Regions from separate parts of the Homo sapiens genome. Here region 2 is linked to region 1. A link is an interaction called in ENCODE POLR2A ChIA-PET data of the cell type or tissue named here. Cell type or tissue: PC-9. All regions are shown on one strand. Each heading gives the region's core, and the rest is flanking DNA. Links, peaks and the distances in the headings are about the cores only.

Region 1 (4,409 bases), core at 338-4,337:
TTTAAAGTGTACAAATTTATGTTTTTTAGTATATTCAGGAAGTTCTGCAACCAACTGATGTTAGTTTTTAATACACAAATGTTTACTACGGGCACTCCAAGAAAATGCTCTTGTACCTTTGAATAACCTTGTATGATCAAGTGACTCTTCTGGGAGGATTTTACCACACTGAGAAGTCCAGGACTGACATGACCTTCTAATACTTTCAGTGAATGAATTTTCAATGTGTTTTGCCTGTCTTTTCCTTTAAAACAACTTAACTGGATTAGTTATTATTAATAGTCCTGGTTACCACTAAATTACATGTCCAGTTTCCACTTGTAGTTGGTTATACTAAATTCAGTTCTGTTCTGTGTTAAATTTTAAAAATTGTCTGGGATCTTCTGCACGACCATGCTGGGGACAAATGGTTAATTGTATTCAACTCTTGCCCTCAACAGACAGTCATGAAAAGACGGGAAGTTATGGCAACTTTGGTCTTAGAGCTGCTGTGTTTCAAATGCAGGATTTTAATCTAAGTAGAGGAAAATGTGCAGAAAACAGAATACACATATTTTAAAGTAGATATAGCCTGGAATGTGGACAACACATGGATTGAGTTTTGACTCAGTGTTATTGAATACTTTTTTCTTTGCAGGTGTGGATTGATGATGTGCTTATTGGTAGAAAATTTCTCCTTAAAATTTCTAGTTCTACTTCATCCAAGTGTATGTGAAAGTAGCCCAAGTTCAGATGAGGTGGTGCTGAGATTTCATGTTTCAAACTCCTAGCTTAAACCAGTGGACCTGAAGTACAGTTACTCTATAATTCAGCTCCATGAGTCTTGGGTTTTGTTCTTGGCTGTTGTTTATCTGGGTGCTGACCAATTAAGAGAGTGGGGTGGGGGCATTCGTCCTGAGCCTTCCCATTCATTAAGATCTTCAGATTAGACTTCTGATAGTTTGACAATATCTCCAGATACAGTCATGAAAGGCCCTGGCAGTGTGAAATAAATATATTCATTGTGTAACTTTAAATGCCACAGTTTTGGTAACTGTTTTGGCATAACAGAGACCCTTGAAAAAAAAAAGTAGAAGTGGTATGGGCTTCCCTCAGTCTGTGAGAGGCCCTGGTAAGGTGTGTTTTCTGCCCCCACCCCCTTTTTTTTCTTCAGAGTAAAGATGATAAACCATGTAGACCCTTGAAGTTCCTGGTAGTATTCAGTGATTGTTTTCCAGAGCCCTTGTATGGAAATGGGCACCACCATCCTTCGGAGCAGTGGCAGTAATAACTGACATTTTTTAAGCATTGAGCAATGCTTCTGTATATGTGGTTTGGCCTTGGCAGCTCTTTTGATAACATAATAGCCCAAGAAGCCAGTTTAAGTGAGAGAAGGAACCAATGAGTCCACGATTGCTTTCAACAATAAATGCTAATTTATTACCATTAAGAAGGTACATATGATTGGATTTAAAATGGTCATTTTACTATTTGCAGACTATATCATGCAAATAGGCAAAATAATCATTGTAAACATATATATGGCTTATGTGAATCAGACACATAGAGTAAATACAGATTTTTGGCAGAACTTGTATGTGGGAATCCTGTTGTGTTGAAAAGATCTTGGGGGGAAGAAAAGGCCTAAAATGGAAGCATCAGATTGTGTGAGAGTGTGTGTCTAATGTGATGTATTCTAACAGCTTACAAATTGATGCACTGTATCATAGTATATTGAGTTTGTGTTTGATGTTTGTTCTGATGGAAGGAGATGTGAATGAACTGGAGATTGCTCTCTGTGCTTTATCCTGATCTAGCGAATAGGGAAGAAAAATTAGTATTCCTTATAGCCAATTACGCACACTGGATGAAGTGGCCTTCTCATAGCATGGTTCTTAAATAGTCTCATTTCTGGGTAATCTCATTTCTGGGTATTTAGATGAGCTGAGATAAGAAAAGGCAGAGTACTTGCCTGAAGGTACAAATAACTTTTATGGGGATATTTTCAAGTCATATTTATATAGGCCATTGAAAGAGCAGGGTTTTTTCTGGGACTCACACCCTTGTGTGTGTTCATTTGCTTGTTAAAGTTATTAAATGACTTGATTGGAGATATATTTAAATTAGCAAAAATGAGATCCTTATCCCTCCCCTAGATATTTTATGTAAGGGCTTGTCACCAGATTTTATAGTACCAGTGGTCTTGGAAGCAGAGTCATATTTCTTTAGATTGGTCAGAGTTATTTGTGCTTTTCATTGCCCTATGCTGTGAAAAGACATTAGTCATCACTGCATTCTTGAAATAATCTACTAGTAGAAAAGTCTGCTTTTTTTCATTCAGAGATAGAGAATTGTGAAGTCTCTTACAGTTTTCATTTTCATGTGGCCTTAGGAAACAACATAATTTTATGTAATTTGGGAACAGCTGTTTTTTTATTATACCAAAATTTTTCATACTAATCAGGACTAGATTGTTAAAATGGCCATTTCAAACTCAGAGAGTATGGTATAATTCTATAAAAATAGGAGAATGACACATGAAATTTGGCTTACACATTTGTTAGAAATAATTCATTTGTCTCTGTCATAGAACTGTATGGAACAAAGAAGCTGAGTTTTTTTCTTTGTTGATGTTTTAGTCCATATGCATTTGGCCTTCCCTATTCGCGGGTTCCATATCCATGGATTCAACCAACATTGGATAGAAAATATTTTTTAAAAGCCATAAAAACAATACAACAGTAAAAATAATACAAATGACAATACAGTATGACAACTATTTACATAGCATTTACATTGTATTAGGTATTATAATTTAGAGATGTTTTAAAGTATTTGGGGGATGTGTATAGGTTATATGCAAATATTATACCATTTTATATCAGGTACTTGAGCATCCTTGGGTTTTGGTGTCCAAAGAGGGAAATCCTGGAACCAATCCCTTGTGGATACCAATGTATGACTCTGGTTTTTTGGCTGAATTCTGTTCTAGTGCCAAATAATACCTTAATTTCCTACTTTTATTATTCTGCCTACAATATTTGCATCATACAGATTTTTCTTACGTGAAACTTTGCCTTCACTTTGAATTCACAACATTTGTATAATAAAATGAAAATGTGAACATTAAGTTCTTGAGTGAAATTTACCTGGAATTTAGGGCTGGTCAATTGGAAGATGGCAGCAAGATTCAAAATGGGTCCCTTTAATTGAAATAACATTCAGAAATTCAAAATTAGCTTAAAGGGAGAAAAACTGGGTGTAGTCAAAGCCCAGATGAGATATTTTTAAATTGTGGGCAATAGAAGTGAATTATCATGGATTTAGGATAATTGTGAAAATCATGCCCAGACCTGTTTCTTTATCATGATTGGCTTCCAGAAGTGTGTCATGAGAATGAGTTACTGAATAGAAAACACTTTATAAATAAAAGATTTATAGAGAACAGGACAGAGGAGAAAGAGAGGATGCCCTCCATTCCCTTGTATTCCTTGTCCTTCATTTGATTGGTATTTGTGCTAGTCAGAGCTCCAGAAGGAAACGAACAGCACACTCCAGTGTGGGGATTGAGGAGTGGACCAGGTGTAAGTAACTTGTAAGAGCTGGTGCAGTAACCTGGGGCCAAGCAATAGCTGGACAAGGCAAGGGAGCAGTTGTTGGGACCCAGAGAGAGCAGCAGTATGGAGAGGGCCACCCAGCAGGAGCTGGGACCTTTTGAAGGCAACATAGCACACCTGTGCTGCCACTGCAGCGAGGAAGCTAGGAGAATAAATGCCCCTTCCTGTTTGTCCCGCTCTCTGGTTTCCTCTTGGCTAAGCCCAAGCAGAAGACAGAATATAACAAAGCTGTTGAAATCCCTATTGGTCAGCCTCCTGGGGGTACCCAGCAAGATGAGATGGTTGAGAAAGGATCCCTGGGTGTGTTTCTGGCCAACAGGAAAATATCTTAGAGTTGATACTTTTATTGTTTTTTCTTTCCTCTTAATTTATCCTAATTCATTCATCAGTCACATGTTTGGCCCCTACTTGGAGTCTACATTAGTGTGATATCCAGTGTGTGGACAGTGCCCAGGGGCTTGGTGACTAGATCCAAAGAAGTGCCAAATGTTGACTGCTCTTGCCCAACGTGATTTCATTTAAACACATGCCAGTGTGCTTATACTTCATATACTTTCTCTTTTTTGGTGGGGGCGTAGGGTAGTGATAAGTATATAAAAATTTCTCAGGTGACCAGGAGAAAAAAGGTCCTGTTGCCTGATATTAACCTCACAAATTAGGATTTCTTCTTTTTTTATTGTGAATTAATGATTGTTTACACTTGGGCCTTCAGAGCAAACCTTTGGCTCTGGGATCGTGATAATAAAGAAACAATCGGGATTTTTTTTGTCTTGTATACTTTTAATTGCTTGGGAGAGTAAAAATACTAGTTTC
Region 2 (4,409 bases), core at 330-4,329, 180 kb before region 1:
AGGTTTTGAACAAAGATGGCTCAGTGTGAGAAATTGTGGACAAGGCATTGGGCACACAAAATGACCCATGTCCCAACACCAGGAAGATGAAGGGAGGGAAGAAGGGAGCTGATATATAAGAGCAGCTAGGATGAGTTAAACACTGTAATATTTAATTTATTTGTGTTGTCTCATATATTCTTCATGACCACCCAGGAGGCAAATGTGTTCATTAATTCATCCATTTTCCTAACAATTATTTATTAATGTCTATTATATGCCAGGATTTGTGTGAGGTATCAAAATACATAAGATGAATAAGAAACAACTACAAGAAACAGCAAATCTAAACACATAAGATTTATTTTGATGTCTCTATTTTGATTTTCTCCATTTCCAGTGAGGAAATTGAGGCTCAGGGAAGTTGTATAATTTGCCCACGTTCACCCGATACTGTAAATTATTACCTGAACTAGGATTAGCACTGATGCTCACATCTTCATTTTCATGAACTTAATGTGAGCAGTAACTTACCCCATGGTAAAAGGTGAGGTGCCTGCCACTTGCTTAATGGGGCAAAGGGTGAGGATTCGGCAACACTTGGTGGTGGTGAAAGAAGTCTTCCTTCCTCATTCTCAATAATTGTTCTCTGAAAGGTTACATAATGAAGAAGATATTTTTAAAAGTCTGCTTCGTAACCTCAAGTACAACCTGGAAATGTTGCCTTCATATCATGGATCAAGTAAGTTAATATCACCAGACATCTGCTGTTTAAAATAAGGAAGCATTTGGTTTCTGTTTCTGAGAGAGGATCTAGAACGATATGGCTTTAGATGGACTAGACTCAGAGTAGTTTCCTGAACGGAATGAAAAACTTGTGGTCATGGGCTCTGCGGTGAAAAGAGTTCCACTGAATGCAAGTGACAGAAACTCATTTCGACATACATTAAGCAAAAAATGAAAGGTTATTTGCACACATACTGGGACATTAGAGGTGAATCCAGGGACTCAAGTAATGTTCTCAGGACTATTTTTCTCCCCTTCTCTAGTGGGCTTTAATTTCTCAGTCTAATTTTACGCAGCAGGATTGCTCTAGAGTGGGGAAAGTGGCTGCCAGCTTTCCCACGTTTTCATCATCACAGCTCTATCCACATATCAAATCTCAGGGAAGAACACTGATTAGCTATGCTAGGATCATATGCTTTCCCTTGGACCAATCACTATTATCCAAGCAATATAGCACCATGATTGATCAGGCCTGGACATCATGCCCATCACTGTAACCATTGGTGATTGAGAGCCTCAACAAAATTTCATGGAAATCTTGTCCCAAAGAAGGAAATGATGGGAAGGCAAATGAACACAACAAAACAAAAAATCTACGATAAAATCTCTCTTTAAAATCCTATGGCCTTTGAGGCTGGGCGCTGTGGCTCACGCCTGTAATCCCAGCACTTTGGGAGGTCGAGGCGGGCAGATCACGAGGTCAGGAGATCTAGACCATCCTGGCCAACATGGTGAAACCCCGTCTCTACTAAAAATACAAAAATTAGCTGGGCATGTGGCGCGCACCTGTAGTCCCAGCTACTGGGGAAGCTGAGGCAGGAGAATCACTTGAACCTGGGAGGCAGAGGTTGCAGTGACCCAAGATCGCGCCACTGCACTCCAGCCTGGCGACAGAGTGAGACTCCATCTCAAACAAACAAACAAATAAACAAACAAAAAACGATGGCCTTTGAAAGTTTGATTTAGCTAAAAGTGAGAGAAAGACTTCAGTGACTTGAGATTTACTGATTTTTAAAAGTTGTGTAATGTTTATGAACTGTAGGAGGGAAACTACTGTACAACTCAGGGGCACCATTCATATTATCTACAATTAGTTATATATTGACTAAAATGTGATTGGTGCCCCCTGAAGTTATGCAGTGTGATGGACCTGAACAAGAACAAAGTGATTAGAAATGGGTCCCATTGATGTTCAAAATTTTGTTTAGCTGATTGCATATACATATAAACTAAACATGCTATTTGTAGCTTTAGTGCATCTGATTGGTTGTTGACAACAGTGTTTACATCCTGAGAGAGCAGAAGAATAAACTGTTGCGTAGATTGCTGTCAAGTCTGAGTTATTCTAGCAGCAGAGTTATTTATTGACTATAAAAAAAATCTTGCTATTTCCATCTGGCTGTCTGCTTGATGAAACATATTTCCAGATAAAATGTAAGCAGAGGAAAATCCCTTTTGTTCCACCTAAAAAACATCATTGGCTTCTAGAACATGAATACTATGCTCACGAGTAAACCTGCTCCAAGGGATACTTCTGAAGATGGTTATTTAATAGCTTTAGCTTTAGAAGAACAATTAGGGTGGCCATTAGTTTTCAATATTTCAAGCACAAATCTTTTAAATAGCATCAATCTCAAAGCAATGTAGAAACTACCCATTTTCTTGAGCTTTTGTCTCAATCAATGCTGTTTAAAATAGTTAAAAAAATAAATTTCATTGAACATGAATTAAGTCTTAAATCAAATGATTTGCAGGATTTGAAGGACTTTTATCCATTTAATAACTTGCTAAGATGAGACTATGATTTACTTGGTAAAAAAAATTATAGCCCATGAATCACTGGGTTACCACTCATTAATTATTATTGACTGTGTTAGGATAGTATTTTACAGAAGAAAAATATCATGACTTTCACAGTAAAGTAAGCATTACAATAAGAATGACAATTTGTTCATGAAAACTAGTAGCAGAATTGAAAAGGGCCTCTGGGGCAATTGAGTTTCTCCCCAAATTTGTTGACTGAATAGCTGCCATTATTCTTCAGGGCTTTCTCAACAGGTGGCTGTCAGATCCAGGTCTGCCTGCTATTGGTAACAGCATTTCTTCAACATCAGCCAGCATCAGGCCCCATTATCTTGAACTCTTTATAAGCTTTCTTTCCTTCAGCTTCAAAATTTCTTGCGTTAGTTCATAGTCTTTCTTGCTTTTATAGGAAATTCCAGATCTCTCCTTTTCTAAATCAAATTTGATCTGTTAATAACATATAGCATGTACCTATTTAGAATGTCATCTTCCCCTTGCAGACTTTCAGTAAATATTTTATTGTCAAGGTTTGCCCACATTTACTCCTATCCAAATCTGATTAATCGACTTGCTGAATGGTATTCACTATGAAAACTTGGTCCTCAATGTTGAGTCTTTAAAACAAATATATTTGTCTAGTTATTTGTCCATCGATTCACCCCTGCATTTCCTCACACACACTCAGAAATTGGCACACAAACTGCATATGCATAGCTTCTAGGGGCTTGGAGAAAGCATCAGTTAGAGCCTGCTCCCCAGAGCTGCCTTATGTTGTGATGTAGATGCACATCAAGTTTAGAATCAAGAATGTTAGAGTGAAAGTAACCAATGAAAAACTGAGGTCCAGAACTGTTACTGTGATGTGCCTGAGCCACGGCCACATTGAGTGAAACATGATGCACCTCACCTTCTAGGTTAGTGCTTTGTCTTTCTGCCCCCCTTGTTTTCCTGTGTGAATTTGATCTTGAAAATTAGCCACGTGTGAAGCAAGCCTAAATCAACACTCCTCTGTAAAATAGACAAGGTGAATTCAAGATTACTGTGACTCAGCTCTTAAATTCTGTCATTTAACAATCAACATTTCTGTGAAGTAAATAATTACTCCTTAATTCATATTCTTTTTTTTTTTTTTTTTTTTTTTTGAGAGGGAGTCTCGCTCTGTTGCCAGGCTGGAGTGAAGTGATGCGATCTCAGCTCACTGCAACCTCCACTTCAGGCGATTCTCCTGCCTCAGCCTCCCGAGTAGCTGGGCACTACAGGCGCGTTCCACCTCACTCAGCTAATTTTTGTATTTTTCTAGAGACGGGGTTTCACTATGTTGGCCAGGATGGTCTAGATCTCCTGACCTTGTGATCCACCCGCCTTGGCCTCCCAAAGTGCTGGGATTACAGTCATGAGCCATATATTCTTTTTTAAAAAATAGAATTTTAGTTTAGAATATCTTTCAATGTACTTAATTTTTGCAAAGATAGTACAGAGTTCTCATACACCCCACACCCAATTTCTCCTAACATTTTTTCCTGTATATTTGTCACAATTAATAAACCAATATTGATATATTATTATTAATTTTATTTTCTTTTGTAACATTATAGTTTGGTTTTACATTAAAGGAGATGTGCTATCATTTTTTGAAGGGAGTATGTAATCTTATCTGATATATTACATGAAAATTATCAGCAAGTCATAATTATTTAACGTTATTCTTCATATTTCTGACCTCGTGTCCTTTTTTCCAATGTACAAAGCTTTCATCTATTTGTTAATCAAATACTTATATTGTGTTTACTGTGTGTCAGACACTGTTCTAGGTCCTCTGTAAACAGTAAGCATTTAATCCT

The links. Peaks named below come from ENCODE experiments on the same cell type or tissue, not always from the same donor. Only the 100,000 strongest peaks of a DNase experiment are listed, where the experiment ranks them.
Region 2: POLR2A ChIA-PET joins it to region 1 with 8 read pairs; 2 of 35 experiments call an interaction of 5 or more read pairs at or near these places.

The regions. Positions count from the first base shown.
Region 1 is chr9:77,924,316-77,928,724 of GRCh38, reverse strand. All of the region lies in intron 1 of GNAQ (G protein subunit alpha q), which reads left to right. Among named protein-coding and RNA genes, the nearest start is that of GNAQ, 110 kb to the left of the region's middle. In PC-9, for the core only: no CTCF peak of the experiment used is centred there; a DNase peak (open chromatin) is centred at 2,234; H3K27ac peaks cover 1,992 bases.
Region 2 is chr9:78,100,525-78,104,933 of GRCh38, reverse strand. No RefSeq gene overlaps it. Among named protein-coding and RNA genes, the nearest start is that of GNAQ, 71 kb to the right of the region's middle. In PC-9, for the core only: no CTCF peak of the experiment used is centred there; no DNase peak of the experiment used is centred there.